Regions from separate parts of the Homo sapiens genome. Here region 1 is linked to region 2. The links are chromatin loops, found by intact Hi-C in ENCODE. Cell type or tissue: A673. All regions are shown on one strand. Links, peaks and the distances in the headings refer to the core of each region. The heading gives the core; the rest is flanking DNA. Region 1 has its middle 33 kb from the start of LINC02785. Region 2 overlaps VAV3-AS1 (VAV3 antisense RNA 1).

Region 1 (12,896 bases), core at 4,431-12,430, 56 kb after region 2:
TGCCATCCTGGGGGACAAGAGCGAGACTTAATCTCAAAAAAAAAAAAAAAAAAGAAAAGAAAAGAGAAAGAAAGACAGACTACACAGGTAAAGTTGTAGATAGGTTGGTAGATTTGATGGTGGGAATGTGAAGAATTCTCTAAAAGAACCAAAATTGCCTAGTGCCAGAGAGGAGCAAAGAGAAGCAGGAGTTAAGAGCTATCTCAGAGGCAGTTTCATGGCCAAGAAAACTAATTTTCTGTCTCCTCCAGAGGTCTGTAATTCCACTCTGGTAATCATTTAATTAAGATCTTGAGATATATATATTTATTTTTCTTTTAACTGTACAGACTTGAATTTGCAGGGAACCTTAAGTTACATAAATATACTTTCTTTCTAACTTGATAGAATCTTGCAAACTTTCATATTCTTTTGATGATATTAAACATCTTATCAATATTTAAAATGATATCCCACTGAATTTTGCATGCCTCAAATGGCTTTATCTGACTTTGTGTTAAAACTTGTAAGGTCATTTTACTGACAAGTGAGAAGGGAGAGAAAAAAGGGCAAAGAAGTCAATGGTTTGCACACATTGAGAGACATACAGAGTGGAGGTTAAGGACATAGACTCTGGAGTCTGGCTGCCTGGAGTTGGATCCAGCTTTGCTTTGTACTGGTTGTGTTACCTGGAGCCAGCTATTGAACACCTCTGTGTTTCACTTTTCCCATCTGAAAAATGGGGTTAACAATGGTACCTAGTTAATGGGGTTGCTGTGAGGACTGAATGAGTATGTGCATGTCTCCACCATCTTATAGCATCTCTCCAAGTCGTTTTGGGGCTTCCCCTTGCTCCAGCTGTGGCTGCAGTGATCAATTCTCTTCGGGCTTTGACCAGCTTTCCCTAGGGGCAACTTGACAGTGCCTCATTGCTGGCCCTCCTTGCGTACCTGCTGCCTCCTGCCCAGGGCCTCTCTGATAACATAGCGTAGGACACCTGTGGAACCTACTCTGAACTCTAGAGCTCTAGACATGAACAATCTAGCAATGTAGGGGAACTAAAGCCATGTGCCTACCCTTGGCCTGTGAGGAATAGGAGTCATGGTTATATTCCCCTCTTTTCTGTTGGGCAGATAGTTCTGAAAGCATTTATAAGGCTTCCTGCCAAGCACCACGTGCCCGTAGTGGTAGCCCCCAAATAAGGCACCCTTGTATTGCTTTCCTCCTTCTATATTTCATTGGCTTTTGTCTCTTACACATACTTTCTGGGATCATTTCCCAAATAAACTACTTATGTGAATGCCTTTGACTCATGCTCAGTTTTCGGGGGAGCTCAAGTTAAGACCACATGTAAAGTGCTTAGAACGGCGCTTGGAACATTGTATGCACTATGTAAGTGCTAGCTATTATTATTTTTGCAAGGGAATGATGATTGTGATGGGCCATAAATCTTAAGCTGAGTTAGGTGGGAAGTAAGGAAAGGATAAGGATACTAGAAAGTGAGAAAGTGGTGGGACCAGGGGATTGGAGGTCACATAAGGTGTTGTTATGTGAGTAGGGGGTAACGAAACAAGTGAGCTGAAAGAAGGTAGCCAGAGAGTGAGACTCTTGAAATCAGTATATCAACATGGTGTAATTATTGATGGTGACATAGTCTAGAATATGACCATGGAAATGGGTGGCTAAGGTAAGGTAGAATAAAAGATCACGAGAGGCAAGGAGGTCACAGATCTAAGAGGTCATAGTATTTATCTGCATATGAATTATTCATCTATTTCTGCAATAGTGCTGTATCATAAACCACCACAAAACTCTATGACATGCAACAGCGGACATTTAGTGTGACATTCACAGGTCTGCAGATCAGCTGGCTAATCCCGGCTGGTCTCAGCTGCATAGCTTATTGGGTTTGGTTCCCATGTAATGCACACGGGTTTGTTCTGGGACCCAGGCTAAAGGGGCACTAACTACCTGGGGCATGTTCATCTCATGTAGATTACCGTGGTAAGAGCCAAGCCTAATCATGCAAGCACATTCCCCAGGTCCTCTAACATTACACTGGCCCAAGCAAGTCACATGGTACCAAACCCAATACCAATGGTTCAGGGATGTTTGCTCTGCCCACAGTGGGGGTGGGAAGAGAGTGAATATTTTCTGAACAATAATCCAAACTGTCATAACATAGATGTTGCAAACACCAGGATGGGGCCATGAGTGACGGGGAAGAGGACAGCAAACCAGACACTAAGGTTGTCCAAGTATACACTGAATAAGTAGGACCTGTAGAGGCAATTAAGCACAGTCTTCCTTCCCACACAGCCCATGCAAACATGTTTTGTGGAGCTGGATCTTTCCCCTATCCCTTTATGAAATCTAAGATACAAATTTTTCAGTTATTATTAGATAACGAAGTCCTCTGTTTGTTTTAATTGCAAGAAGTCTGATTTTTAGTTATTAATATGTACAATCTCATGTCATAATCAAAACTCCCCATTTTATTCAAAATTCAAGTTTCTCTCCTTCCCAGTTTAGACCTGCTGAAGATGGAAAAGAGTAGTGGGGTTGCCTTCCCTAGTTCCCTGCCTACTCCCCACACTCAGCAGTTTGCTCCTGGCTTATTGAGAATGGAAGTGGTAGCAAGGGGCAAAGGAGGATGTGGAGGCAGGCAAGACCTTATTTGACCTGCACCAGTGAAACTGGCATTGGCTTTCTCTAATGTTTAAACATCTGGTGAATATTTAAAGCCAACGAGTATTGGCAGTTGCCTCTTTCAGGAACACATTAGTGGTTTCTTCAGAGACATTTGCCTCCTCCTCTTATTTCCTGTCACTTCCAGTCTCTTTATGGAAAACTGTTCTTCCTTCAGCTATGCTTACAAGTGCCCTCTAAGCACCAGCCTTGGTTTCCCCAAAGACTCCAGGGACATAGAAAAGCTCTTTGTGTCATTCTCTTGAAGCTAGTCCCACCAAGTTAAGGAGAGGGGACTCCCTCCCATCTTTCTCCATGGAGAAGGTTAAGACTCAAGGTACACTAACAATTCTCTCCAAAGAGATGCCCCCTCTAGTATACCATTTCCTTCTTGGAGCTGGATATCCTCTCAGGGCTGCAAACCTGGTTCTCGATCCTTCTCTGCATCTCCTGCTTGGGAATCAAGCACCTTAAACTGCTATGCAGGGCAAGTACATGTCTTGGATCTTCAGTGTGAACGGAGGCTAAGAGTGTCTCATTTTAATGCTCTGCTGCACGTGAGTGTAAGAAAGTAACTGAGAAGTCACAGATGGCAGAGTGAGTGGAGATAAGATTTTCATTCTGTAGAAGCAGGACCCTAGAAGAGAAAGAACTCTCTCCTTCAGAACTCTTTTCCCCAGATTTATAGTATTGGATTCCTGAAGAAGGAATCAGAAAAGAACTACATGAGGTTACAGCTTACCTGCTGGTATTAGAAAATGTAGAATGCAATTTTGTGGTTGGTCACTAAAAGATTCACTAAGATCTGAGCTGTGTCTTACTCAGAGTAAGAACTACGATGAAAGCCTTGAGCTGTGAGAGGGTGAAGACAAAGACCCCGCTGGCCACTATGAGGAGAAGAGGAAAATCTGAGACTGTAAAACAAGACAAAGCCATGGGAGACTTGAATTTTAAATCATTCAGATTACATTTGCAAGAACAGATATGATATCTTCTTTGTCTTTGAACCTTCAGTACGTAGGTCAGTGCCTGACCCCCAGTAAGTGCTGAAAAGATGTGCAATTGAATTGAATAGGATATATAGTATATAGTAAATACATACTGAATTGAATTGAACACACAGGATGCAATAAATACAATACATAATAAGAAAGTAAAAGCTCAAGGTGGTATTTCATAAAGTGTTTGTCTGATGAACAGCTATGCTTGCTCATTTTCTGACAGGATTATTGTTTATGTAGTTTCTCCTTTTGCCCTGGCTGCCAGTTAGTTGAGACAACTGCCTCAACTAATTATTTTAGCTCTCAGGCAATTCTGTATATTTGCATGCTTCTCTTTTTGAAGAGTCTCAATATTTCTTTCTATTTTATTAATCTTATAATGTTGCCTAATATAATTTTGGAAATGACACAGAGTACATTTCTGTACTATGCTCCTTGTTCTACAGTGAACATCAAGGGCCTCATCAATCACCAGTTCCTGGCATTGAGGTGGCCATTTCAGGACAAAGGCAAAGCAACAGGAGACAGAGGTTGATTATTTCTGAGAAAACTATCCTGTGCTCTGCTGGAAATTGGTCCCTTGCAACCCCAAGCACGAGGTGTCCTGAGAGGTTAACAAATGGTTCCCCTTTTAGAAAAACCCCAAAGGCAGAAGAACCACAGGGAGACAAATAGAACCTGAGCTAACACAGGGTTATGCTGTCAGCATGAACACTGGCTGCCCCAGGAAAGGAGGGAGGGAGACACAGAACATGTGGAAAAACAATAGCAAGAGTGGCAGCAGAGTGGCACTAGCATGCAAAGGAAAAGGAGGGGAGAAGAAGAGGGAAGGGGAAGGTAGAAAGAATGAACATTGCTTACCTACTATTAATTCATTGCACAAATATTTATTAAATGCCTTATTTGTGCCAGAAACTGAGGCTACGATCATGAACAAGATAGAAGGGTTTTCTGCTCTCATGCAGTGTACATTCTAGCTGGGGGGGGAAAAAAGACATCTAACAAGTTACTGCACATGTGATGACTGCTAAGAGGGAATATATATTGCCATTTTAGTGAATAGTGAGGGATCTACTCTAACTCAGTGAATTGAAGAAGATCTGTAAAAAAGACCAAAGGATGATCAGGAATTCGGTGGAGGAAGAGTAGGAGAACACGCTCTAGGCAGAGAACAGCAGGAAGGCAGCAGAAAGGGAGAGACGATGGGAGGGGTGGTTGGGCAGGAGGCAGGAATGTCCCAGGATGAAGCAGGTCAGGATAGGGATGTACAACTACCCTAAAAGCAACTGGAGGCTATTAAAGGCCTTGAGCAGAGTAATGACATGGTCTATTATCAAAAGATCACTCAGATCCTTTTGTGAAGAATGAACTCAAATGGGTAGATGTGGAAGTAGGGAGACCAGTGAGGTTGCGCACCTTATCAAGCCTGGTGTTCCCCTTATCAAGCCTGCTGGATCAGAAGAGGGTTGTGGCAGTGAGGACAGAGAGAGGTGGTCAGATTCAGGATGTGGGCAGGCAGAATCAGTAAGGATTGGTTATTCATTGCATGAGAGGGTGAGTGCGAGAGATGAATCAAGAATGATTCTCAGGCCTGGCACAGTGGCTCACGCCTGTAATCCCAGCACTTTGGGAGGCCAAAGCGGGAGGATCACTTGTGGTCAGGAGTTCAAGATCAGTCTGGCAAACATGGTGAAACCCCATCTCTACTAAAAATACAATAAGTAGCTGAGTGTGGTGGCGGGCGCCTGTAATCCCAGCTACTCGGGAGACTGAAGCAGGAGAATCGCTTGAACCTGGGAGGTGGAGGTTGCAGTGAACCCAGATTGCACCACTGCACTCCAGTCTGGGTGACAGAGTGAGAGGTTGTCTGTCATCTGAAAATAAAAAAAAAATAAAAATAAAAATTAAAAAAAAGGAAAGAAGAAGAAGCAGAAGAAGAAGGATTCTCAGATTTCTAGTCTAAGGCCCAGAGAGAAGGGTGAGTTCATCTTCTTAGAAAGAGAACCTTGAAGGAGAAGGAGGTTCAGGGCAACAGGAGAGAGGGAGACCACGAGTTCAATTTCATACAAGCTGAGCTTGAGGACTCTGTGACCAGTCAAGTGGACACTAGGTAAAGTTGAATATATGGATTTGTATCTCAAAGGAAATTCTGGGCTTGAGATATAATTTGGGGAATTGTTGGACCATAGGAAATACATTAAAGACTTAAGACTGAATGAGTTCACCAAGGGAGTGTAGCTTGAAAAGGGTCTAAACAAAGCCCTGAGAGTCTCCATCTCCAATTTTTTTTTTTTTTTTTTTGAGACAGAGTGTTGCTCTGTCACCCAGGCTGGCGTGCAGTGGTGCAATCTCAGCTCACTGCAACCTCCGCCTCCCAGGTTCAAGCAATTCTCCTGCCTCAGCCTCCCAAGTAGCTGGGATTACAGGCACCCACCACCACCACGCTGGGCTAATTTTTGTATTTTTAGTAGAGACGGGGTTTCACTGTGCTGGCCAGGCTGGTCTCAAACTCCTGACCTCGTGATCCTCCTGCCTCAGTGCTGGGATTACAGGAGTGAGCCACTGCACCTGGCCAAAAGTCTTCAACTTTTAATGGCTGGGGAAAGGTGGCAAAGGACACTGAAAAGTAGTTGCCAGAAAGATTTCCATTGACGTTTTGGTCAGGAAAAGAGACACCACTTTAGTATTTTTAATGTTTTTAGAGATAGGGTCTCACTCTGTTACCCAGGCTGGAGTGCAATGGTGTGATCATGGCTCACTGCATCCTTGACTTCCTGAGCTCAAATGATGCTCCCACCACAGCCTCCTGAGTAGCTGGGACGACAGGTGCATGACACCATGCCTGGCTATTTTTTTTATTTTTATTTTTCTGTGGAAATGGGATCTTGCTATGTTTCCTAGACTGGTCATGAACTCCTGGGCTCAAGCAATTCAGCCTCCCAGGCCTCCCAAAGTTCTAGGATTACAGGCGTGAGCCACAGCGCCTGGCCTAGGTATTTTTAAATAGAATGGTATTTATACAGGAAGTTTATTCACAAATCCACTGGAAAATACAGAGAGCAGAGAACGCTGCTCTCAGATTTACTGCTAACTTCCAGAAAATTAAAAAATTGCAAGAAATTGCAAAAACTTTCAGTGATCACACCTACCTGCTACTTGGAGATAGTGATTTGCAAGAGAATGCTGGAGGTGGCTATAAACCTCCCATGTGCCTATTGTTGGAGGAGAAGTAATAACATCTGCTTCTCTTCTGCCTCCCAAAGCTCACACAAATGCCTCTCATTAGTGGACCTAAAGCAGGAACCTGCTGGCAAGGGATGCTGGGAAATTAATTACCCAGAAGGGAGAGCATGAAAAGGATGGGGTTGTATGCCGAACAAAAACCGATAACAATAATGATAATAAAAACGCCATCCAGCAAAGGTAGGAAAGGCCGTGTCTCCAGTGCTCAGGAGAGGGTGCTTCGGTGAGTGGACTTTGCTCCTCTGGCCTTCCTAATTTTTCATAAATGTCTCCTTGTTAAGCCCCTTACCACTTGTAATACCAAAAGTGATTCCTATCTTTCTGACAAAACTGCTCCTCTGGCAACTATTTTTCCATTTGACTTGCAGCTTTTTCTTCTTCTACACAACATTGTTTTTCAGAAGAAGCAAGGAAGAATGAGATAAATAACTCACCAAGGGTTAAAAAGCTGGTAGTAGGCTAGGTGTGGGGGCTCATACCTGTAATCCCAGCACTTTGGGAGGCCAAGGCAGGAGGATCGTTTGAGGCCAGGAGTTTAAAACCAGTTAGGGCAATATTGCAAAATCCCATCTCTACAAAAAAAATCTTTAAAAATTAGCTAGTTGTGGTGGTGTGCACCTATAGTCCTAATTACTCAGGAGGCTGAGGTAGGAGGATAGCTTAAGACCAGGAGTTGGAGGCTGCAGTAAAGTATGATCACCACTGCACTCCAGGCTGGGTGACAGAGTGACACCCTGTCTCTAAAGCAAAAACACAAACCAAAAGCTGCTGGTAGCAAAGTTAACATTTTAATCCAGATTTATCTCAATCCAAATCTGATGTTCTTTCCATTATACTAATTTTTGTACACAGAGTACAGAAAAGAAAGTCTATTCAAGGAGAAAAGGTGGAAAAAAAGAGACAACAGCATCCTGAAAACAGAAAGTTGGGAAAGAAGAAAGATGGCAATCCTGTCTTTTCTCTCCGCCCCACCAAACGTGCCTCTTGTTTTCACTCTTGTTTGATGGCACTGTGATCCCCTAGCATTTAATTAGCAACCTCAGTGCATTCTCCCTCTTCTCAAACCTTCCCTGCCTCTCACTCCCTATTGTCCTCAGGGCTTTGTATTTCCTTATCTGAATGATTGCAAATTCTCTCCTTCCTTTCAGTCCTGCTCCCATCTAATTCATTCTTCTCACTGCTGCCAGAGTGATCTTTCCCAAGCAGAAAACGGACTCCTTCTCTCATCCTTCAGAAGGGTCTTATTGCCTTTCGTATAAAGTTAAAACTTAGTGTGTTCGAGTCTCTCCTGGGCCTACCTCTCCATACACAAGTCACACCATTCCTCTGCACATGCCATGGGTCAACGAGGCCAACTTACTTGCTATTCATGTACAGGTCAAAATTTCTTTGACTCCAAACCTCTACTACCCATGTTGTTCCTTCTGCCTGGAATGTCCTTGTTTCTCCCTTGCCAGGTTGGTCCTTATTCCTCCTTTCTTCAGTGCTCTGCCGGGGAAGCTTTCCTGACTTCTCAGGCCATGTAAGGTGTCTCTCTTCTCTCCATTAGCACCTCTTGCTCACCCCTATTAGAGCACTCACCACACTGTGTTACAACTGCTGGGTAGCTTTTATTAAATATGTTTTTCCACCAAACTGAGCCTTTTAAGGGCAAGGAACTATTTGCTTCCCCTGCAATAGGTATTTTTTATATATTCAATATTTAAATAGTGGTTGAATGAGGGTATGAATGAATGAAGCTGTTTATGAGGTTTGTGCAATATGCAGAGGATATCTGTTGCTGCTACTGTAAGAGGTGATTGTCTATTCAGTGAGTGAAATCAATAAGGATAACATGGCAAATACAAAAAGAAGTTGACCGAAGGCCAAGAGGCTAAATAATTGGACTGAAACACAGACTTGTTAGCCTTGGCCATCAATCAGTTACTAACTCCCCAAGTGATGAGAATTGCCAACAGCTCAGTTTACATTCATGTAGCCTATTTGTGGTGATATGATGAGCTACATATGTTTGCTTTGAGTACTTAGCAAATCTGTTCTGATTTTGTCCATGTGGTATAAATTGAATTATTGCGAAATGATCCAATTTGTTAAAATTCCAAAGTTTAAATCTCCTACTACATATTAAAATTAGAAATCATTAAATTCAGGTACATCCTATCAACCAACTGGTGGCTACAAGCTAGTCAAGAATGGGCTGTTCTTGAAGGTGGTTCCTTGCTTCACTACTGAGTGCTTAGAGAAGTAGGTAGGGAGGAGGTTTTGTATCTGAATTCATATCTGAATAATAATAGCTGCATTTATTGAGGCTTTCTAGTTACCAGTAAGCTAAATCCTTTCCATTAATTATCTCACGAACCGTTTACACTAATCCCATGGGATATGTGTTATTATCCTATAGGAGGAAAATGAGGCTTTGAGGGGTTAAACCAATTTCCTAAAGTCATGGAGACATAAGGGGTAAAGCTATGTATGATTCCCAGTCTCTCTGACTTTCAAGCCTATCCTTTTGACCACTAATTTGCTATACTCTCCTGACTCTCTAAAGAGAGAAATTACTCATCAAGGGTCTCTATAGTGGGCAGCAGAGATGTTTTGCTAAGAGTAAAAGAAAGCCTGATACAAGGATATACTGATGTGGCATGATTTCCACCATAGTGAAGTCATCTAATGAGAAAAGGATTTTGTTTGGACTAGCAAAGTCAGACTCATCCTGTAACTTTCAGCTCAAAGGGCCCCTCCACCATGGGTGGAGTTGTCCTCAACAAACAAAACAAACTTAGCACAGCTCAAATTGCAAACCAACTTATTATTTCCATGTTTGCTTGCTTTCTGTGTAAACAACTCATAGACAGACTGCATAGACAGTCCCTGAGCTGTCTTTTCAGAGCCATAGATCATGCCAATTTAGAAAACTCGAAGTCACCCAAACTCTTAAATTAGTTATAACCTAATTTTAACAAGGAAGAAAAGTTCTGCTGGATCCCATGCCTCCCTGATGTATACTAGAAAAGTCCTTCTGTCATATTAGTTGGCACAGGGATAGTGCACTTAAACTGTTTAATGTTACAACCACAGTTTTCATCCCTATAGACTAAATTCTGGAGAGAAATAAATGAATGCTAAATACCTGCTGTCAGTTCTGGCACTCGAGGCTGGAAGTTAGTCTGTTTCCCATAAGGAATAGAAATAAAAACAAGCCACTTAGACAGTTTTGGCTTTCATACAGACTTATGAGCACATGCACACACACACACACACACACACACACACACACACACATACACTCTCTGTCTCTGTCTCTCTCTCTCTCACACACACACACACACACACACACACTCAACACCATGATTCCTAAATGGAACAGGTTCACATTTAGACTGAAAATCTGATCAAAGCAGAAAAAAGGCAATCTGAGTCTCTAGGACTTTGCTTTATTTAATGTAATTTTTATCTCTTTTGCTTGTACTACATCCAGCAGGAAATACTAATATACACAGTGCCATAAGCATCACTATTTGTGAGGTCCTTTCCCTCCAGTTGAAAAAAAATGAACCTTCTCTCATATATATATACTTAGAGACAGGGTCTCACTCCTCTCCCTGTCACCCAGGCTGGGGTGCATCATAATTCACTGCAGCCTTGAATTCCTGGGCTCAAGTGATCCTCCCACTTCAGCCTTCCACGTAGCTGGAACTATACGCATGCACCACCACACCCGGCTATTTTTTTTTTTTCTTTTGTAGAGATGTGGTCTTGCTCTGTTGCCCAGGCTGGTCTTAAACTTGAAATAAGTGTTGGCCCAGGATCAATATCTTTTTTTTTTTAAGTAAGTTAAATCATCCAGTTACCACATCATGTAGCAATTGTTCAGTCTTTGGAGTCTTTGCTATAGTGACCACTTAAAAAATATAATTTTCTTAGTACAAGAAAGTTTTACTAAAACTTTAGTAAAGTTTTAGTACCTGGCCACAGAGTAAGAAAGTACCTGGCACAAAGTACCAGCACAAAGTACCAGCACAAAGTAGGCATTCAATAAATGTTCATGAATGAATGAATGAATATACGAACAAAAGAGAAAGAATGGTCAACTATAAAGAGAAAGATGACAGATTTAAGAAAAATACAATAATGTTACTACAGACTTCTATTGGCTGGAAGGCAAACAAGGGAGTCACATGAACAGGATCATTACAGATTTGCCACAAATTTGCAAAGATTTATGGGAAATGTCATTTGGCTTTTCTAGGTCTTTCTATAATTTGGGAAGGGTATTTATCACCTTATTCCTCACAAGAATGCTATAAATCATCGTGTAATTTTGTATGTTTTTCATTGCAATCTATAACTTAAAGCTCACAGCAAAAAAAATTCAGCTCCTGGGGAATAGCAACCCTAGAGGGGCCTTTTGTATCTTGGACACCAGACCAAAGATCCCAACTACAAACTCAGTCTCCACAGGTACCCAGGACCTTCTGGATGTCAGTAAGGAAGACCAGCCCAATACAGAGCCCTAGGTATCTCCCTGAAAGATGAGAGTCTCAAAACTGGACTGGCCTTGGGCTCTAAGCCTAGAAGGTCAATATTTCATGGTTTCTAATTGCAAGAATGATTCTAGGGCACAATCTCATCTCTGGATGAGATTCTCCAACTGTAATGTGAATTGTCTAGGATAATCTGGCAATCTTGTTACAATGCACATTTAGAACCAGTAGGTCTAGGGTAAGGCCTGACACTCTGCTTTGCTAATAAGCACCCAGATGATGAGAATGCTGCTGGTCTGTGGAGGCGCCAACTTGGAGTAGCGAGTCTGGAGTCTCTGGAGCCCAACAGTGCCTCAGAATAGCAATCACAGAGCACCGCATGGGCTCAGATGAGAGGGAGTCTTTGGAAATACTTCCTGTCTTAGTATTAGCCTCTCAAAGCACAGTCTCTGGACCCCAACAGACAAGAATTGGAATCTAGATACTGCCACACCAGGAGCTTTGTGATCTTGAGTCAATTGTCCTTTGGCTCTCAGTTTCTCCATCTGTAAAATGGGGCTGATCATACCTATTAGAACTGTTGTGAAGATTAAATCCAGGCAAACAGACCTACATTTGAAATCCAACTCTTCCTTTAGCTCTCACTAGCTATGAGGTATTAGGAAAAGCATTCAAGCTCACCAAGCCTCAGTTTTCTCATCTGGAAAGGCAAGATACTAATAATTAACTCACAAGGTTGTTTTCAAGATTCAATGAAATAACTCAGTGTTCTCAATGTGGGACACATTCCTGAGGTTCACACTTCTTTTAAAACATTATCGAAGGCAGTTGTTAAGAGAAAAGATGTTATAAAGCTAAAATATTCAGATAAAGTATTTGGAGAAAGCAGAATTTTATCTGAAGCTTGAAAAACTATTAGGATCTGCAGAATGGGTGAGAATGTTGCCTTTTTATAAGCAAGTCAGAGCTCAGAATATAATTCTCTCCATTCTTTACTTGACTAATTGTTAGTCACTCCTTGTTCTCTGTTTAGATGTCATTAACTCAGGGAAATCTTTTCAGCCCTTCAGGCCAGGCTATTTCCTAAACTACGTGTTATTACCATATTCAGTACTTGGCACCATATTCCTCCCTCACCAATCTCTGAGGCCTATAAGGCAGGGACTCTGTCTGCCTTGTTCCCTGTTGTATCCCTAGACCTAGCACAGCATCCAACAATATCTTAGGCATTCTGTTAATATTTTTTGCATAACCGCATGAAATAGAATTCAGAATTCAAGTGGTCAGATTTCAAATATGTTTGAAATGAGATATAATTTTCTTCTACAAAGTATACATAAAAGATCATAATTTCTACTTTCAATTCAACAACAGAAATTACATAACACCGGTCCTTTAGACCTTATAGGAGATGGAAGGACATAGGCATGAATAAATCACAGGCTTGTGGAGCTCCCAAAATAGCAGAAAGATTAATACATCAACAACATCGGTGGTGGGA
Region 2 (16,584 bases), core at 5,167-13,166:
CTTTTCCCTTTACAATTTTTTTTTTTTTTTTTTTGAGACAGAGTCTCACTCTGTCAGCCAGGCTGGAGTGCAGCAGATCTCGACTCACTTCAACATCCGCCTCCCGGGTTCAAGCTATTCTCCGGCCTCAGCCTCCTGAGTAGCTGGGACTACAGGCACAAACCACCACACCTGGTTAATTTTTGTGGGGCTTTTTGGGAACCAGCCCTTGTCCCAACAAACCACTGACCTCGGCCTCCAGGCCTGCCCTGGCTGGTCATCAGAGCAGTAAGTGAGAGCAGGAGGCAGAGGCTGGGGAGGACAAGGGAGAGGGAGTGGGGTCCAGTGCAGGGAACAGGGCCCTGTCACCCAGGCTGGAGTGCAGTGGCACGATCTCCGCTCACTGCAACCTCCACCTGCTGGGTTCAAGCGATTCTCCTGCCTCAGCCTCCCGAGTAGCTGGGACTACAGGCATGCACCATCACACCCGGCTAATTTTTGTATTTTTAGTAGAGATGGGGGTTTCACCATGTTGGCCAGGCTGGTCTCGAACTCCTGAACTCAAGTGATCCGCCCACCTTGGTCTCTGAAAGTGCAGGGATTACAGGTGTGAGCTATCGCACTGACCTCCCTTTGCAACCTTAAAGGAAATGTTCCACCTAGTGAAGGCAAGTTGGGAAATAGGGACCAACTCATCAGTGGCAACTCCTTGCTAATCCTGGTACCTAGTGTTCTTGCGGTGTGCAAGAAGTTCTTTCTTGCATATCTGACGTGTGACTTCAGGACCCCTCCTATGGTCCTACTGCCCTTGAGTCCTTCATAGCCCCTGTAGTACATCCACACTCTACCATTTGCTGAATGCCCACTATGTGTCAAGCACTCTTCTGGGCACTTTACATGCACTGTCTGCAAGTGAGAAGATGCTCTCCCACCCATTTTAATGAAGAAGCTAGAGATCAACAGAGTTAAGCATCTTGCTCTTTATTAGGGAACTCAATAAAAGGATGAGCTTGTGTCTCCACATCTGCGCCCCTTCTGTTCAGAGCTGTGGCTCAGCATTAAAATAATTGCTGTATCAAGCTTAATTACTGGTTTAAACATCGTTCTCCCTGCTAGACTGAAACACCTTGAAGGCAAGGGTGGTAACTCATTCATCTTCAAATTCCCAGAACCAACCTTGGTGCCTGTCACATGACAAACAATAAATATTAGTTTGGTGAGTAAATAAATGAACAAGCTATGTTAACCCTCTTGCTCTCCCTCCATCCCTCTCTGCCTTTCTATCCTGTCTTTCTGGTGGTGAAAAGATCAGGAAGGATTTGCCAGCATTACTTGTAACAGGCATAAGAGTCACATGAAAAAAGATCTGCTTTTTTCTTTTTTTTTTTTTTTTTTTTTTTTTGAGCCAGAGTCTTACTCTTGTCACCTAGGCTGGAGTGCAATGGTGCGATCTTGGCTCACTGCAACCTCCGCCTCCCGGGTTCAAGCGATTCTCCTGCCTCGGCCTCCCGAATAGCTGGGATTACAGGCGCCCACCATCATACCTGGCTAATTTTTGTACTTTTAGTAGAGACAGGGTTTCTCTATGTTGGCCAGGCTGGTCTCAAACTCCTGACCTCAGGTGATCCGCCCACAAGAGTCTACCAAAATGCTGGGATGACAGGCGTGAGCCACCGCGCCTGGCCTGCTTTTTTTGTGTGTGTCTCGCTAGTCTTTCCGTGCCCTCCAAGATGAGCAGGCTGCCCTCTGTTTCTCTTTTGTATCACAGTGTTGTTTGGATCTTGCTTCAGCCCTACACTGTATGAAAACAGGAAATGGGATAAGTGGCATCCTGAACTGCAGGAAAGACAAGGATGACAGATGATGGATATCACATACTAGGTCCCTTGCCATGTTCAAAATTATATCCTACATCGTAGGACATTCTACATCAGGCCAAATGTACCAAAAAACTGAAGTAAAGGATCTGAAAGCCACATTAATTCATTGCCTGCTCCATCTGTATTGTCTCTCCACTCCTTACTGACTTTTTTTCTTATTATTCTTCCAACTCTTAATGTTTTTGTTTGTTTGTTTGTTTGAGATGGGGTCTCACTCTGTTGCCCAGGCTGGAGTGCAGTGGCACAATCTCACCTCACTGCAACCTCCACCTCCCGGGTTCAAGTGATTTCTCCTGCCTCAGCTTCCCCAGTAGCCGGGATTATGGGCACACTCCTGGTTAATTTTTGTATTTTTAGTAGAGACAGGGTTTTACCATATTGGCCAGGCTGGTCTTGAACTCCTGACCTCAGGTGATCCACCCGCCCTGGCCTCCCAAAGTGCTGGGATTACAGGCGTGAGCCACTGCGCCCGGCCTTTGTCTTTATTCCTCATTGTATTTCTTTTTTTATGTTATAAGAGAAGTAAATCATGGATGGTACATAACCTATTGAAGATAAATCAGTTTCTGAAAGAATTGAAGATGCAGAAATACAAATATTGTAAACAGCAAACTGAAATCCAGACTGTTTGCTGGATTAATTTCCTTCAACTACAATCAAATGTAGTTTGGTTTCACATACACATTAGGGATGTGGGCTTTACATTTCTGGTAATTTGATACTGTCTTTAAAGTAAATACCAGAAAAACACTGGGGAGATAGAATGAGGGTAGAGTAAGATTTCTATAATAACTGTTCCTTTAATAAATGTGCCCAAATCAGTGTGAATTTAAAGATTTTGGAATTAGGTACAAATGAGCAGGGTCTTGTTAGGATCACAGGATTTCTTTTCTCTTCTGACATGTTCAAGTCCTTGATTATAATAATAAAGGTAACAAAAACAATGACAATAACCCATACTCTAAATGGTGCTTACCATCTAACAGAAGAAATTTACTTGAGGTAATTTATGACACATAAAGCTTCCAATTCAGGAGGCCAGGGATGGTGGATCACCTGAAGTCAGGAGTTCAAGACCAGCCTGACCAACATGGCGAAAACCCACCTCTACTAAAGATACAAAAAATTAGCCAGGCGTGGTGGCAGGCGCCTGTAGTCCCAGCTACTCGGGAGGCTGAGGCAGGAGAATCACTTGAACCCAGGAGGCAGAGGTTGCAGTGAGCCGAGATTGTGCCATAGCACTCCAGCCTGGGCAACAAGAGCAAAACTCCATCAAAAAAAAAAGCTTCCAAAGAAGCAGCTTTAAAAGGAGGATTAGAACATGACTGTAAGTCTATGTGTTACAAGGGATGGATTAATAAAAGACCAATTAACTAACCAATGTCCAAATAAATGAAATAATGAAATAAATGGAAATACAAGTGTTCTTCCCACTCTGTGAGTATATACCCCACCAACACACACAGAAAATGAGGCTCCAAAGATTTACCTCACTGAGTTAATTGCACTTCAGCTGGGTCTTTTCAAAGTCTGGTTCACATTAAACATTCTGCAGCTCTCAAGCCATGATTAGACATTAGTCCATTTTCAGAACATTAGTGGTGATACACATATATGTTATGTTTTAAAGATAACTAAGGAGGTTAAATTTACAGGGAAAAGCTAAATAGCTCTGTGTATTCCTGTCAACAACTAAGGACCTTAATCTAATTTGTAGAATATTTAAATCCATTTGCATGTTGGTATGAAGAAATTGCCAGGGAGAAAGTTCTTTATACAGAGATTGTGAATTTTAAAATCCAATGCAAAGAAACTTTTGTGGGAAGTCCTTGATGTCCCTTTTTCCATATAATCCTGTGTATATCACAATCGTTTTACTAAGTTCTTTGCAGAATAATTATCTCTTTAAGTGTCTGAGACCCCAACTACCACCAACCTCCTTTCACCCCAACCCTGACTATCTTTGAGGTCCTTGGAAACAGAGATTGTACCTTATTCATGTCATTACTCCAATGCCTGGCACTTAGTAGAGGATAGATGGATAACTGGATGGATGAAGAGGTGGGTGGATGAATAAATTAGGTGAAGAGGGATGTAAACCATGTCATTATAGTAGTGATGAGAGAGGAGAAAATTTCACTTACCATTTTGGCATGTCACTCAGATTTATTCCTGCCACCAACAATGTCCTTGGAAAAATAAAGTGATACAGAAGGACAGATTGGGTTTACCCATGTAGAGAATGCAGGAGTACTAGAAAGCACCCTGCCTCCATCCACATTCAAAACCAAAAAAAAAAAGTCCTTGATTTATGTTTAACAATTAAAATTCATTATAGAACAATTAGAAACTCTCCCTGGAAAATGCAATATATTTAAATTCATACCTCATGCCTGAGATCAGATAATAACAGCAGCAACAGCTATTTGTTGATGATATTATGAGCACTGACAACTAGCTATTGAGCTACCTACTTCATATGTATGGTTTTATTTGATTCTCATAACCTCTCTGAGGTGTTACTATTATTGACCTCATTTTGTAGATGAGGAAACCGACTCTAAGCAAGCTCAACTATCTTTCCTAAATTCAAATAGCCAATAAGTAGCAAAGCTAGCATTGGACCTGGAACATCCTGATGCCAAGATTCACACATTTAACCATGATGTCATTCTGCCTCTCTGGAGATTTAAGACAGAGGGATCCCTAAGAGCAGATGCCAACAAGATGGCTTTATACACAGCCAACTTTAAATGTTCCACACCCTGCAGAAAGTCATTAACAAAACATAATTTTACATTTTATTTACATGAGTGAAACTTCCCCCCATTCCTATTCAAATAGCAAGAAAAGAATCAAGATTTGTTTGGTAAAGCAATTTTAATTTATTTTTAATTCTTAAAATGTTCCAGTTTTAAATGTTTCTAAATTTCTTTAAGCATTCCATTTAATCTTTTCTAATGTAACCGTTTTGTTTTATTTTGCTGTGTTTTGTTTCATTTTGTTTCAGACTGACATAAGGTTGTGAAATGCTGTGCTTTAGAAAACCTGTGGGTATCTTTTTTGATCATCAGAATCATAACAGTGTAGAAGTGATTCAAAAAAGCTTGACCAGCTTTTCTGGGAAAGGACAGGACAAAGCTAAAAAGCACTAAAATGGAAACCTAATGTGCCATATTAATCTCACACACATGCACACGTAGACACTTACACAATTATATATTTTTGCAGACTATGCTCCATTTTGCAATCTTGGCATTAGGTTACCTGTAAAATCATAAACTGGTTTCTATTGCACACACAAATGGAAAAAGGAAGACTCACTGGCCACACCAAGAGTGCTCATCTGGTCAGGATGAAAACACAGTAGCTTTTTCTGCTTCATTGTTTGTTTTGACACTGGCTACAACGTTTCATCTGTTCTTTCAGAAATTTCCTAGATTTAGGGAATAACTCATATGTTCGGCTAGCTTTGTTTCTCCTTTTGCTGACATTTCTCAGGGGCTAATTTCTTAGGCTATTTAAATCAGAATATATCATTGGGGTGTAAGAAAGAAAGAGATAAGTCTAAAGAGGATATCTCTGAGAGAACAATAATCATTCAGATTATTTTAAAGAGAGAATAGGATGAAATTGGTAGGCCTGAAGAAAATAGGAAAATTTACATATATATATGTAAATGTCCAATCTGCCCTAACCTATAAAATCTGATTTACCTACCTCATTTAATAAATATTAATTTTGCACTTTCTAAAGAACAAAAACACTCTTCTAAATTTTATGTGGGGTTATAGGGTGAGAGTAAAACAGTGTCCCTAAACTAAATCCCTGTGAAAATGTATTTAACACTTAAAGATGAGAGTAGGAAAGATGGCACGAAGAAGGCACTCTATATCTTTCTGTGTGGAAGTGTTTAGTGTAAACTTCTTATGGCACTTGAGACAATGAAACTTATGAACCAGCACTGAGCTGGAGGGATTGCTGGACAGGCAGAACACAGAAGGTCCACTGTAGTCTTAGAAGGGCATCTAGCTAAATGAAAACTGTCATCTTCTAGAATCCTAATATGTCCATATTCTTGTTCCTTTCATTCTGTCTACTTAATCACTCTAAGTGCCAGGAACCAGGAATAATTTCTGGGGTGGCTCCAGGCACAAAAATGTTAACAGTGATGCAATTTGATAAATCAAAACGAGTTGAAGGCATTAGTTGAAAACTCTAAAATGTTCTAAGGAACTCAAACAACTCAATAACAATAAAACAAATAACAGATTTCAAACGAGCCAAGGATCTACATAGGCATTTCTCCAAAGAGAACATATAAATGACCAACAGGGTATGAAAGAAATGCTCAATACACTAATTGCCAAGGAAATGGAATTAAAACCACCTGTTAGAATGGCTATTATAAAAAAGACAAAAGATAAGTGTTGGTGAGGATGTGGTAAAAAGGGAACCCTGGTAGATTGTTGGTGGGTATATAAATTAGCACAGCCGTTATGGAAAATGGTGTGGAGGTTCCTCAAAAATTTAAAAATAGAACTACCATATGATCCAGTATTCCCACTTCTGGAAATGATACCATTATGTCAAGAGATACCTGCACTTCCATGTTCATTGCAGCATTATTCACAATAGCCAAGATATAAAATCAATCTAGTTCAACAATGGATGAATGGATTTTAAAATGTACTATAATAATAATGGAATACTATTCAGCCTTTAAAAAGAAGGAAATCCTATCATTTGCAACAACATGGATAAACCTGGAGGCCATTATGCTAAGTGAAAGAGGTTGGGCATAGAAAGACAAATACTGCCTGATCTCATTGCATGTGGAATCTAAAAATGTTGAATTCACAGGGACAGAGTAGAATGGTTGTTGCCAGGGGCTGAGGCAGGGTGGGAGCAGGAATGGGGAGATGTTGGCCAAAGGGTACAAAGTGACAGTGTAACAGAATGAATAAGTTTTGGAGATCTATGGTATAGTATGGTGATTATAGTTAATAATAATGTATTGCATACTTGAAAATTGCTATAAGAGTAGATCCTAAATGTTCTCACCACACACAAAAAATATGTAAGATGATGGATGTATTAATTCACTTGACTTAATCAGAAGTAATCTCCCAAGTGGTTCAGCTGTCTCACAATACAATGGGAGAGGGACTGCCAGAAGCCACTGGGAAAGACGGATGATCAATACTCACAGTGCAAGGGTTGTAGCCTCGCAGTCTATCTTGATCACACTTATGAGGAATTGAGTTACAGCTGTCAAAGTGAATGAGAGTTTGCTGTTGGCCAGCTATCAATTCCTTTCATTTTGATCTCTTATGTGGAAGTGTCTGGGAAGATGCAGCCACTGGCTGAGATTTCTTCTTAAGGCGGCTCCCTGGGATCTGGATGTGTCCCCAACACCTCCATTGGAACCACAGTTTACTTTTTAGTAAAAGTGAGAAGGAGACAGACATTGCTATCACAGGGCCTGTGGGTCTCTGATGCTGAACTGAGGGTAATTAGAAAGGTCTTTTCTTTGCTACTACATCCAGTTTGAACATTTTATGGTAGATATGTACCTAATAATTGCTTTTCTAATGCTCATTACATATTTCATATTCAGACATTAAAAGCTTAGTTCTTTACTAATGTCTTGTGAAGTATATATTGAATGTGGCAATAGTTTCATTACAGATTAAAAACAGTTATAATTTCTAAATAGCCAGAAACTAGTATCAGTAAACACCCATATATATTATTTAAAATAATTTAATTATTTTTGAAGTCAGCTTTAACTACCACTTTTCGCTTCTCTGCATTTAAGGATACAGGCAATATTTTACTGTTTGGAAAAACCAATCCAAGATATGAGTTTTAAGATACTGTCTGTGTCTGATCTATCTTTTCCTTCAGATTCTCTACCCAAAATTTCTTCACAATATTCCTATACTCTTCAGATAAACTAGAAAAAAATCTAAACCTTGAATTCTGCTTTTCAAAGAGGTCTGTCAGGAATGAGCTAAGCAATGGTCAATTTACAACAGGATTAAAAACTAAATTGGCATCTCATTCAAGTTGCACACTGTGGCAAATTTGAGCAGCTGTTTAATACATGTTGCCAGTGGACTCAGTTCTACATCAGTCATGCTAATATAAGTCTTGCTATTCTCCATAGCTACAAAATATTGCTCTAACCTAAGCCATGTCTGTAGCCAATGCATACTATGGGTAGTTGGGACGGCTCAGCTAGGCTAGGACAGCTCCCCCGGCCCACTCCTGTCAACCCCGGTGACTCCTGCAAGCCCAAGTAAAAGACTTCGTCCTCAGGTAGGCCTATCCTGATGAGTGATAACTTTGTGCTGGCTTCACCACCACCAGCAGCCACCCATGCCCACCTGTGTTATTTTCAACCTTACCTTATTTGTATTGGTCTTAAAAGGGATCCCTTGGAAATACAGTGTCTAATTCATCTGAGAATTCCCAAGAGCTCACTAAGTATTTATTGAATGAATGAACAAATGAATGAATGGTGTCAGACCTATTACTATGGTCAATGCTACCTCCAATTTTAAGCTACATAAAGTAGCTTAATTTATTAAGTAGCGTTATTTCCAGCATTCTTGTGCTTATTTAACCTTCTGCTGTCTAGATTTTACCTTATTGGAACAGTTTTCTCTGACAGTGTGAAGAAGAGTAAAAGAAGGATCCCACGAGGACTAAACTGTGGATGGGGGCGGGGGTGGAGGTTGAAGCAAGGGACAGATATAACTCAGAATGGTATGATTCATTCAACTGAAAACAAAATCATTTCAAAATTCTAAAGAAAATGAAGTGCAATTGTAGTGTTAAATCTATTTAGTTATTCATAAGCAATTACTATAAACAAATATTTATGTGGCTTAAAACAAAAATATATCTACTAGAAGTCTAAGAATTCCTTTTTCAATAATCCTAAATTACACTTTGCTTAGAAGAGGTGTGTTTTGTTTACTTTTCAGAGTGATTTTCTCCACAATGCCTGAACTATACATGATTTGTGTGAGCGGGATAAGCCCTTCCAGCTGTTCAAAATTAGCTTAGTCACCAGTCTAGTGAGACCATCCATGAAATACCCTAGTTGTTGGCAATTTGTTACCTCTGAGCTCTTTAAATTAAATAGCATTGCGGTTCATTCCGAGAAAGGGTCAAATCACTTAGCAGACCATGAAAAAGAGAGGATGTGTCACTACTACTCTTAATCAAATTCTTTCACTTCTTTTATTCTTTTTCATTCTTGGCTGTGGTTGTCTAAATTCATCTTCAGGGATAAATGGTCACTAGTTATTTATCAAAGCATGAGTCTTTTCTGCAGGGATCAGACTTCTGCTATTTTAAACATGCATTAGACTTCAGATTATGAGCCAGGAACTGAACTACATGTTTTATACATCTTATTTCTTTTACATTAGATTTGTAGGGTAGATACGATGTCTCAATTTTACAGGTTAGGAAAAAGGTTCAGAGAGGTAGACAACGTTTATAACACTGTAGCTATAAAAACAAGATTCCTGAAACCTTACCTCAAAGCACTAAATCAGAATTTACAGGAGATATCTAGGAATCTATTAAACCCTAATTTCTGTGTTTTTAACTAGTGCTCCTGTGTGATTATTATTATCCTTTATTATTAAAATTTTCAAACTTATACAAAAGTAGATGGAATAGTTACTAAACCCCCATGTACCATCACCCAGTTTTAACAGTTATCAACCAAAGTTGCAGTATCTTTTTAATTGTTCAGACTTTGCCCTGTGATCCAGGTGATTCTTTAAAATAATAAAATTGAGAACCAGTGAGGAACAGTGACTTTCTCATTGTCATTTATCTGTGGAGCAGCAGAGCTGAGAACCAAATCTGAAATACGTAACTCCAAGTAGGGTTTGCTTTCCATTTAACCATAGTTGTATTCATTGCATTAACATATATTTATTGGGGTCCTTCGTATTCATATAGTATTATGCTGAGAACTAAAACAAGAAGATGAACCAGTTAAATCATATTTCAAAGTGGCCTGTGAGCAAGGACCAAAATGTTGACAGCAGGGCCAGGCACAGTAGCTGATGCCTGCAATCCCGCAGCACTTTGGGAGGCAAGGTGGAAGCATCGCTTGAGGCCAGGGGTTTGAGACTGCAGCAAGCTATAATTATGCCACGACTGCACTCCAGCCTGGGCAATGGAGCAAGACTCTGTCTCTAAAAAAAGGAAAAAAAAAGTAGATGATAAGTATAAAAAGTAGGAGATCAAAGAATGAAACAGTTTTAAAAATTTTCATGGGGGAGATACAACTTGACCTGGGCCTTCAGCAAGGAAGGACTTTCCAAGTGAAGAATAACATGAACAAAAACATAACATTCAGAATCAACAAATTATTTCTGGAGAACTCAGGAATAAAAAGCAGACTGGCTGGACAAGAGAGGCCCATATTGGATGGCTTGGGGGATCAGATCACTTAAATTCTCAAAGGCAAGATTGAATGGGGGTAACAGAAAGTCACCAGGAGTTTTTAAATAGGAGAGAAATATGGTCAAGGTGGTAATTTAGAAAGAAAATTCTGGGCTGGGCACGGTGGCTCACGCCTGTAATCGCAGCACTTTGGGAGGCCGAGGCAGGCAGATCACAAAGTCAGGAGTTCGAGACCATCCTGGCTAACACGGTGAAACCCCATCTCTACTAAAAATACAAAAAATTAGCCAGGCATGGTGGCACGCACCTGTAGTCCCAGCTACTTGCGAGGCTGAGGCAGGAGAATCACTTGAACCCATGAGACGGAGGTTGCAGTCAGCTGAGATGGTGCCACTGCACTCCAGCCTGGGTGACAGGGCAAGACTCCATCTCAGGAAAAAAAAAGAAGAAGAAGAAGAAGAAGAAAATTCTGGCCACAGCATATCTGGAAAAGAGATTCAAGAGGCAGGGTGATATGTTAATAAATGACTACACCAAATCAGCCATAAGATGAAAAGGATCAAGATTTGAGAGACGTAGGATCAACTGGACTTGGTGGGGAAAAGAGGGAGGAATGAATTAAAAATGACTGTGGTTTTGTAACTGGGTAGCTAGAAGAATTCAGCAATACTGAGTTTTACTGAAAATAGTGGAAGATACGAGATCAGTGCTTGGGGGAGAGTTAGTGTGGGGATGCTACGTTCAGAGGCGTCAGCATAGGAAATCATTGAAACAGTGATAGCCACGTGATCAAAGGTAAGACTCACTGGAAAATAATAACTGAGATTCCGAGGACTGCTCACAGTGAACGGGTGAGAGGAGAAGAGGAGGCAGAGGAGTTATGAAAACCCTAGAGGGATTGTCACTGGGGATCACCCTAATTCAGATCACTGCCCACCAGAGGATCATTTAGTGTCAGTCCCTGTGAGGATGCCCTTTATACAATTGCCTTTGACTGATGCTAAATGGGTAGAAACCACTGCCATGTCATTTCTGTAGCAATTTCTGGATAATCACTTGGGGCCAACCCTGATTCAATATCTGACTTATAGAGCCCAAAAATGTTCTTTAAATTTGATCTTTAATGGAAAAAAGAAATAAGTGAAAAATATTTGGGGCACCTTAGTGGCAAACCATACCTGCTTCATGAAATATTAGTTTAGGCCTATTACATAGGTTTCATACAGTTGTGGTCTTGTTGAAGTATAATTCCTCCTCCCCAGAGATTAGGAGAGCTCTGATAGCAACAGCTATAAACAGGTCTTGATTCTGCTTTAAGGGTTGATTTTCCTTGTCCGAATTCATTCGTTCCCCTTCTAGGATTCCAATTCGTCTGTGACAATTACTTCATTTATGGGTCAATATTTATAGACAACCCTTTTTTTCTATTGCTAGAGAGTTAGGGGTAAATAAGACAGACAAAAATCTTATTCTTCACAGAGTTTGCAATTTCCTTCTGACTTTGTTCACTATCTAATGCTTTCTGAAAGTACACATCCAAAATAAAGCATGCTATTATTCCTAGCTGTAGAGAATGTATTTGTTATCCTTGTGATTGCCTTTTGGCCATGTGCACATTGGAACTTTGTGTCCAAAGCTGCACTTTCTCCCCTACCTGGTAAGAACAGCACCTACATTTATGTAAATGGCCACAGGGTCAGTGGCATTACAAGCCACATTTCCAGTTCCCTGAGCAGCCTCTCTTCCTGTTAAGACTGATGACACGAACCCCCTCATTGCTATTATACCTCAGTGCTCTCTCCTCCCTCCCAAGGTCCCTGACCCTTGTAGTTGCTCTCATGCTATTCCCTGCTGGAACAATTCCTCTTATTCTCTGAGTGCCACTAGGAAGAATGACACCTACCTCCAAGAAACTCTCACCCATCTCTGTACGCATTTGCACTTCTCTCTAAACCCATCTCAAAATCTGAGCCCAGAGAGGAGAATTTAAAATCAAAATTATGACTAAAGCAGCACAGAAAATACTTCTTTCTTTCCTCTAGTACACAGGTTACACTGTAGCTCAGAAATCAAGATAGGAGAGAATTTCAAGAAAGATAGGGTGATGGACTCAGAGAACTCGCTTCCATTTTGGCAGGTCCTCCGGTCCTCACACTGTCCCCACCCATGTATGAAAATCTAGAGCAAATCATTCTATACCTTCCTTTTTAAAAACCAAAGAAATATTCCCACTTGTATTCAATTGGATTCTGTTTATCTAAGACAATTTTTTTTTAAGAAAAGTATAGTGCTTAAAAGGATACCTACCTAGCCCTGCTGATACATTTTTGGTAGGGATACTTTTTTGAGTCATATACTTTTAGGCATAAACATTTCTATTATTTTCCTAATAATGTTTGAGCTAATAATTTCAGCCTCATTTAGGGAAGACTCCCTGTTTAACCTATCTAGACATCTTCTTTTCTTTTTTAACCAACATTAATTATAAAATTATAAGGAATCTTTCCAATTAAGAAAATGATGAATCAAATCAAACCTAAAAAATATTTCTTTAAAAATATTATTTTATGCTACAAAAATAACAGGGCTAAAGTCCAAGTCAAATAATTTTAAAATGAATGATTTCAAATGAAATAATATTTCCTTTCCAGAAGCACCGATGAAAAGTAAATGGTTTACTTCACTGAGGCTCCCAGGGGAAAAATAGTTACCCACAGTCATTATGTTTAATATTAGAAATAAATGCTGCTCTCAGTTTGAAGCTTGGTTCTTTTTCTAATTTTTAGGGAGTCAGAAGTTTAAATCTTTTATTAAAAATTTATATGGCAATTGCTACTCTCTTATTTTCTTTTTTCTCTTCCCCTTATCTTTCATACATTTTGTATAATAAGGAAGCAATTCCTCTGCTATTAAAAACTGCTTTTAACAAGAGACAGAGATGTTTTCAACTGCAAGAAGAAGTGACCGAATAATATATTTCATTTCAATGTAGAACAGAGAGATTTTGCTCAATGGTCAAGAAAAGTAAAATCCATTTCACTGAAACATAAAAATCGATTTTGTAGCTCTCGTGGCTCTACAGCAGTTAGGCTCTCATCAAGAACATGGTTTCACATTACAATTTATAAAGTTCACGGAGTGAGATCAAAAGGGTTTTTTCCCATAAAGTAAAACCGGTGCCCCCAAATTCCCACCAACACATGTTTAAAGAAAACTTTCATGTCAACATGGATTACCTTATCTTGATTTATTTTAGATGCGGAATTTGTAACTTCAATTAAATAAGGAATAAATATTCAATTATGAAGTTTTTTAAACCCTGAGGCTTCGATGTAGAAGGAAAGTAATAAATTAATCCAATAGAACAAAGATTACACATTGCTATCTTCTGACTCTACCTAATTATCTCAGAATATAAAGTGCATCAGAAATTCAACAGAGAGTTAGGAAGAATTATCAGGATATACAGTGATTAGTAATTAATATACTCCCTAAATGAAAGTGAGTTTTGCACAGTTTCTATGTGAATAGTTATCATTTCGATTCTTAGTGAAATTTCATGCATAATATCTAAAGTTCTGAATCTCTGGAAGTGAAAAGAAAAAATGCTCTCCCTTAAAAATAAACTGGTTTTGGCTGAGTGCAGCGGCTCACACTTCTAATCCTAGCATTTCGGGAGGCTGAGGCGGGTGGATCATTTGAGCCCAGGAGTTCAAGACCAGCCTGGGCAACATGGCAAAACCCCGACTCTACTAAAAATACAAAAATTACCCAGGCGTGGTGGTGCACACCTGTAGTCCCAGCTCCTCAAGGGGCTGAGGCCAGAGGATCACTTGAACCCATTAGGTCGAGGCTGCAGCAAGCTCCAATCTTGCCACTGCACTCCAGCCCGGGTGACAGAGTGAGACCCTGTCTCAAAAAAAAAAAAAATTAAATAAACAAAAATAAAAAATAAACTCGTTTTAATCAGTATTCATCCAAATCTGCAAATTCCAAGAATGAACTTTAACAGCACTCCAGCCTGGGTGACAGAGTGAGACCCTGTCTCAAATAAATAAATAAATAAAAATTAAAAATAAACTGGTTTTCATCAGTATTCATCCAAATCTGCTAAATTCTGAGAAAGAACTTTAACAGCAGAGTTGACATTCCCTTTCTATATTCAGAGAAATTGTAAGTACAAAATAATTGTGTGCAGCCCAGTTCTACCCTTTCCATCCAAAAATGACCCAGGAAATTTCCCACGGAATGGCTCCTCTTCTCAATTTCCTTCCCATTTTAGCCAAATAGCTGGTCATAATGATGTTTGCTTGCTGAAGCAATGTCGTAAGTTCCAGCAAGAGTCCACCAGCTCAATATAACGGTAAACACAGGAGACTGAGAGCAGAAAACCAGGGTTCTAGTTCAGCCTCCCTTACATCTGGCTGTATGACATGGGATAATCTCTTGGATCTTGGTGGGTTTTTGTTTGCTTGTTTGTTTTGTTGTGTTTTGTTGTTTTCCTACTAAGTAAATTGGGCTAGATTATTTGTAAAGTTTGTCCCAATGCAAAATTCTGGTTCTATAGGCACTCCCACTCTCTCTCAGTCCATTAGACTCAAAATTATGGAAAATTTGACTACATTGTTTTCCTCCAAATTATCACCAAGCATTGTCTGTTTGTTTTCATCTTTGCCTTATCCTCTTAGGCATGGTCTGTAACTTTGTTAAATTCATTCTTCCCACGCTGTCTACTTCTCATCAGATTTCCTAGCTCTGAATCTTCAGTGGTTCCTCGTAGCCTACCCTATTGTAGACTCTTCATAAAAGATGATAATATAATACACTGTGTGAAATAACTTGGCTCCAATTCATCAATCCGACCTTATTTTCCACTTCTCCAATACAGCAGAGACCATTGGCTCTTTTCTACTCCAACCTTCTATTTGCCGTTGTCCTTCATCTTAAAACTACTCATTCTCACTCCCATTCTTAGCCTGTCAAATAAACTTCTACACGTTTTTCAAACTCTTTATTCAAGTACTCAAGACTTCCTGCCTTCAACTAGTATGATGTAGCATAGCATAGTGGTTACAGATGCCTTTACTGAAGCCAGATTGCCTAGGTTCTGGCTAGGTTCAACTCCTGGTTCTGTCACTTGCTAGTTCTGGAAATTTGGATGTGTTATCTCATCTTCCTGTGCTTTGGTCTACAGAGTGGGGATAAAGTAGACCCCTATTGAAACCTATTGGATTGAGTTGCTATGAGGTTAATAAGTTAATATGTGTAAAGTACTTGGAACAGTGCCCAGCACACAGTAGGCACGCTGAAAGCGTTTGCATTCATCAATACACCAGCTCCCTGTGGCATGCTTTGTCGGTAGCATATATTAAGGCACATGTATTTTTTTTTTTTTTTCTGACAGAGTCTCACTGTTGCCCAGGCTGGAGTGCAGTGGGACAATCTCATGGCAACCTCCGCCTCCTGGGTTCAAGCGATTCTCCTGCCTCAGCCTCCCGAGTAGCTGGGATTACAGGCATGTGCCACCACACCCGGCTAATTTTGTATTTTTTTTAGTAGAGACGGGGTTTCTCCATGTTGGTCAGGCTGGTCTCAAACTCCTGATCTCAGGTGATCCGCCCGCCTCGGCCTCCCAAAGTGCTGGGATTACAGGCGTGAGCCACTGCGCCCAGCCAAGACACATGTATTTACTTGTCTCTACCACTCGCTTCTATCTCTCTTAAATAGTTAGAAAGTAAAGGGGAAAACAAGTATGATGCCACTGTTATTCCCACCCTCTCCATGGGCACAGAGTACTGTTCAAACTCTTGGGGTTTACAACCAGAGAGAGAAATATGAAACTGTGGAGAGAAGCCATAATGATAATTAAAGGTTTGGAAAGTGATGATTAGGAGGAAAGACTAAAGAACAAGGACTAATAACCCCAGAAAAGAAAAGATGACAGTTACTTGCATAAAGGTCTTTAAAATACAAAAGGCCCTTGAAAACTCCCTGGTAATTGTTTGCTGTTCACATTTGACTATTAACTGCCTTAGGTTTTAACCATAGCCTTTCTTCTTCCTTTCCCTCTCCATAGCTGCTTTTATGTCATTCTCATTCTGGTCCCACTGCCTGGCTTACCTTAACCATATGCCAGGCAGTCATATGTATTATTCAGATTCCTCACTACAATTCTGGAAGGCGGATTTTATTAAGCTTTTTTAATTAAAGCTGATGACGATTAGTTAAATTGGCCACAGTCATGAACCCAAGCCAGTAAGTAGCAGTACAGGCATTCAAACCCAGG

The links. A loop is a pair of places that touch in the nucleus more often than their neighbours do. Peaks named below come from ENCODE experiments on the same cell type or tissue, not always from the same donor. Only the 100,000 strongest peaks of a DNase experiment are listed, where the experiment ranks them.
Region 1: it touches region 2 in a loop (2.9-fold over the local background); 6 of 110 quality-filtered maps call a loop at or near these places.

The regions. Positions count from the first base shown.
Region 1 is chr1:108,024,896-108,037,791 of GRCh38, forward strand. No RefSeq gene overlaps it. Among named protein-coding and RNA genes, the nearest start is that of LINC02785, 33 kb to the right of the region's middle. In A673, for the core only: no CTCF peak of the experiment used is centred there; no DNase peak of the experiment used is centred there.
Region 2 is chr1:107,968,034-107,984,617 of GRCh38, forward strand. The region is part of intron 1 of VAV3-AS1 (VAV3 antisense RNA 1); the gene reads left to right. Among named protein-coding and RNA genes, the nearest start is that of VAV3, 11 kb to the left of the region's middle. In A673, for the core only: no CTCF peak of the experiment used is centred there; a DNase peak (open chromatin) is centred at 8,958; H3K27me3 peaks cover 1,862 bases.